Linked DNA regions of Homo sapiens: region 2 is linked to region 1. Evidence: read pairs that join two places in POLR2A ChIA-PET (ENCODE). Cell type or tissue: endothelial cell of umbilical vein. All regions are shown on one strand.

Evidence for each region. Peaks named below come from ENCODE experiments on the same cell type or tissue, not always from the same donor. Only the 100,000 strongest peaks of a DNase experiment are listed, where the experiment ranks them.
Region 2: POLR2A ChIA-PET joins it to region 1 with 5 read pairs; 2 of 35 experiments call an interaction of 5 or more read pairs at or near these places.

What each region holds. Positions count from the first base shown.
Region 1 is chr3:4,551,711-4,554,210 of GRCh38, forward strand. All of the region lies in intron 4 of ITPR1 (inositol 1,4,5-trisphosphate receptor type 1), which reads left to right. Among named protein-coding and RNA genes, the nearest start is that of ITPR1, 60 kb to the left of the region's middle. In endothelial cell of umbilical vein, no CTCF peak of the experiment used is centred here; no DNase peak of the experiment used is centred here.
Region 2 is chr3:4,354,603-4,357,102 of GRCh38, forward strand. It overlaps a transcript of SUMF1 not described here. Among named protein-coding and RNA genes, the nearest start is that of SETMAR, 52 kb to the left of the region's middle. In endothelial cell of umbilical vein, no CTCF peak of the experiment used is centred here; DNase peaks (open chromatin) are centred at 1,239 and 1,479; H3K27ac peaks cover 399 bases.

The sequences.
Region 1 (2,500 bases):
TGTATATAGTACTTTTAACAGTTTCTAAAGGCTTATTCTCTTATTCACATGAAGAATCTGAAATCAGAGAAGTCGGCTTAAGTTATATAGCTGGTAAGTCAACAAGCAATAGCTGCAACCAGTCGTATCTTATTTTTTGACTACATCTCTGCTGTCTGAGGCAAGGTCCCTACTCTCAAATGAGTTAACTTTTAATAGAAAAGATAATTTGATTGACTCTAACGAACATTTATTACATATGCTCTGGAGGTTCCATGTGAAACAGGCTTGTCTTTAATCTAGGTCTCAGGATAGCAGAAGTAATCCCATTTGTATTTTTATCTGTTTTGTTTAGGATGCTTATCACAGTTCTAATGCAGAAATTATTTGGATAATTCTGATTGTGGAAAAAAACAAACTCAAAGTGCTTTTTCTAGTCTCTCACTCAACAGCAGTCAACACAGATTTCTGTGACAAACGGGGTGGGGGAAATTCTCCCCATCACCAAGCAAGCAATCAATTCTGCAGCAGACAACAGCTGGGTATCTTCTATTTTAATGTTTAACTGGTGATAGTATTAGATCCCACAGATTGGAGGCTCAGCCCCCAAGAATGCCCCACCTCCCACCTGACACACCAGTCTGGGCCTCTGGAACGTCTGACTGACTGGCTTTAAGTTTGGATTCCTATGACCACCTCTTTGGGTTGGATTAATTTGCTAGAGTGGCTCACACAACTCAGGGAAGCATGTTTACCCATTTATTATAAAGGATATTACAAAGGATACAGATAACCAGAGGAGGAGATACACAGGGTGAGGTCTGGAAGGGTCTTGAGTGTAGGAGCTTCTGTTCCTATGGAGTTGGGGCCCACTATCCTCCCAGTGGGTGGATGAGTTCTTGTTCACCATCTTGTCTGCCTCCACATGTTCAGTTATCTGAAGCTGGTCCTTTTGGGTTTTTATGGAAGCTTCATTATGTAAGCATGATTGATTAAATCATTGGCCATTGGTGATCAACTTAACCTTCAGCCTCTCTTCCCTCTCCTCTTTCTGGGCTGAAAGCTGGACCCTCTAATCCTGCCTTGTTTTTTTCTGGTGACCAGCTCCATCTAGAAGCTGCCTGGGGGCTGCCAGCTACCAGTCAACTCATTAGCATGCAAAAGACATCACTTTGGCATTTCTGAGGATTTTAGGGGTTGTATGCCAGGAAACAGGGTCAAAGACCAAATATATATTTCACAATGTGACAGTAATGATTTATTTTATGCCTAACTCCGCTGCTAGATTGTGGGTAGGGACTTTCTCGTTGACCCCAGCATCCCCAACACAAAGTGAAACATCTGTCAGAAAACAGATGTGTCTTTCATCACAAAAGCATGTTGAATGAGTGCACTATAAAGAATAGATGAGGTGCTGTTTTAAAGTGCCATGGGACCACAGATGAAGTTTATTGTGGTGGGAGGTGATGTCATGAGTAGAAAAACTTACGGAGAAGGCATATTAAGCCGGGCAACAAAGGATGGGCGGGCATTAAACATGAATGGAGTGAGGGTTGGGATAGAGGGGTGGGACATTTTTCTACAGTGAATTACAGGACCAAAGACACAGATGGGCAGACTCCAGCTATGATTTTTTTGACAGATAGACAGGGTGTGTGAGGTTGAGGCTTAAGTGGTTTATTGGTACCAGATTTTGAAGTCTTTGATTGACTAAGACATTTGAAGTTTGTTCTTGCTATTGTTATTATTATTTTGTTTTGAGGGAGGGTCTTGCTGTGTCACCCAGGCTGAAGTACAGTGGTACGATTTCAGCTCAATGTAACCTCTACCTCCTGGGCTTAAGCAGTCCTCCCACCTCAGCCTCCTGAGTAGCTGGGACTACAAGCGCGTGCCACCACGCCTGGATAATTTCTTTTTTTTTTTTTTTTGAGACAGAGTCTCCTTCTTGTCGCCCAGGCTGGAGTGCAATGGCATGATCTCAGCTCACTGCAACTTCTGCCTCCCAGGTTCAAGTGATTCTCCTCCCTCAGTCTCCTGAGTAGCTGAGATTACAGGTGCCCACCACCACGCCTGGCTAATTTTTGTATTTTTAGTAGAGACGGGATTTCACCATGTTGGCCAGGATGGTCTCGAACTCCTGACCTCAGGTGATCCACCTGCCTTGGCCTCCCAAAGTGCTGGGGTTACGGGCGTGAGCCACCACGCCCAGCCTGGCTAACATTTTTTAGTTGTTTAGAGACAGGATTTTGCCATGTTGCCCAGGCTGGTCTTGAAAACTCCTGGGCTCAAGCAGTCCGCCCTCCTTGGCATCCCAAAGTGCTCGGATTACAGGTGTGAGCCACCGCGCCCAGCCTTACTACTATTATTAATTTTAAAAAGAACCTTTATTGGTATCTTACTACACTAAATGTATTATGTTCATTACTTCATTTAGCAGTGAGGGCAATCCCATCTTATTGGTGAGGAAACAGGTTCAGAGAGTTTAAGTATCTTGCCCAAGGTAACAGTCACTGAGTGGCAC
Region 2 (2,500 bases), 200 kb before region 1:
TTGGGGATTAATCATGCCAGCTTTTTTCTTTTTTAATGTTTGATATGGGGGTCAAGGTTAAGCTTTTCTATGCAGTCTCTTTGTTCTTTCTTACTCTTAGCCCATTTTGTCCTCTTCTCTGTGGCTGTAACTCCATGGCTGCCCAGGACCATCTGGTAGTACCTTCCTGCTCCTTTGCTTCTAATAGTCATATTTATAACAGGAACAAGTACCTAGGAAGCACTTATCCCAGTATCTGGGAAGCACTTATCCAAGTACTTTGTGCTAAGCACTTTATTTTTGCATTTTCTCATATCTCCCCACAACCCCACAAGGTAGGTATTATTATTCCCATTTTACCTTAGAGGACATTGCTTGCCTTACAGTGGCACAGTTACGTATGTGGTGGTGCAGGGATATGATCCCAGACAATCTTATCCCAAGGCTCTCTACCCACGATGCTAAACTGCCTTTTAAAGACAGTGACGCCGGACACAGTGGCTCACGCCTGTAATCCCAGCATTTTGGGATGCTGAGGCAAGTGGATTGCTTGAGCCCTGGAGTTCAAGACCAGCCTAGGCAACATGGAAAAACTCCATCTCTACAAAATAAAAAATAAAAAAAACTAGCTGGGCATGGTGGCATGTGCCTGTAGTCCCAGATACTCAGAAGGCTGAGGTGGGGGGGATCACCTGAGCCTAGGAGGTAGAGGCTGTAGTGAGCCATGATTGCACCACTGCCCTCGGGCCTGGATGACAGAGGAAGATTCTGTCTCAGAAAAATAAAAATAAAAGACAGTGATTGAAGAGATTAAAACGACATCCTTCCCATGTCATTTAAAGGTAAATAAATAAAATCTTATTTGGCAAAGGTGTAGAGCAGAGAAAAATTGTGGACTTTGAAAATGCAACCAATGGCTCTTCACCACAGGCACCAAAGTAAATGTAGGTGAACCTTTTATCAGTGCCACCTGACAAGGAAAGCCTTATCTCTGCTCTTCTGATAGTCTGTTAGTGGTTTCACTTTTCCCCTAAGTGTTCATTCACAGCTTCTAGCATTACCCTGTTGAGGTCCAAGCTAATATGCTAGAAAAGAGTTGCTCTGATCAGTCTTCCATTCCCCTCGGCAAAGAAAACAAGGGGTTTGTCAAATATGGCCCAGACCCAAGGGCGGGAGAGCAATCCTATCTGACCTTCAATTACTCTGAACTGGAATCGCCTTCTTCCCTGACAACTGTGACTAATTCCAAAGGCCCAACCAGCCTTCTCATAATGATGACTCTGGGGTCAATTACTTTGGGGGCAGATTAGAATCTGATCTGAAGCTGAAAAATTCCGCCCCCTTGGTACTAATCCCTTGAACTTTCCAATCCTAAATAGGGCAAGTTTCAGGAAAGAGCATTTCTCATTTTACAGCCTACCTGAATATTGTCTGTAATGATTTTGCTTAATCAAAAAATTAATTAAACTCTTGCTCTAATGGTCTAAACACAAGTCAGAGGAAGGAAGTTCTGGCCACGTGCCAAAGCTCCATCTGAGGCTCTCGGAGTTAATAATTTCCATGGTGTTTTAAGCATTTGAAACAACAAAGGCTAGCTTTCACTAATAGCACAACTGATTCTGGAAAACCTATAAAAATGAGGCCTGCTCTAGGGTGGTTTGTATCCAGAGAATTAAGTTTTAACAAATAAAATTAAATCAACAGTCAATAAATTAAAATTTTGCTATTCTCTGATACTAATCTGCAAACTTAGCCATAAGTGCTCAAGTTAATGAAAATGGGCTGCCAGTGGCTCTGCTGAGATCACCGATGGCTGTTAAATGGTTTTCCGTGGGGACAGCGTGGGGACAGCGTGGGGACAGAGGACAGGAGTCTCATAAGGCATTTCTAGGCGAGATGAGGTCCCTGGGCAAGCCACGACCCTTTCTTACATTTATACATTTCTTGCTAGTACATTACTTACTTGATCAGTCACTCTTCAGAAATAAATACATACAATTTTTTTTTTTTGCTCTGTGAAACGTATCAACTCTTCATAATCTAGGCTGCAAATGCAAACTGGCACCCCGCAGATGAAACGGGGCTGCAGAAGCAATTTATTAGGTCTTCACAGTGTTTGCTTTTTAAAAATATTAGTTGGTTGCCAACATTAAAAACTCAGAAGGCTTCACACAAAAATGCAAACATCCAGCCAGTCCTGGAAACTGGATAACTGAGCAACTCCAGGCTGACATTTCTGCAGGGCAGCCATGGACGAGAACAGAGCAGTGGCAGCACGCTTAGAACAGGCCTCGCTCATGCCCAGCCTGCTTCACCTGTTCACACGTCTTGCCTGGCTCTGCACTTCCTAAATCTAGTGATTTATTTAGTGGCTTCAAGAACTGCTACACTTTCCAGTGTGTTAAGCTCTGAAAAACTGAGTGCAGATAAAGATGCTGCAAAGACACTGCCCACCTTAAAGTCGACTGATGGAGAAATCTACATCCCAGATCAGATTTTTTACTTCCTTTGTTCCTCCATA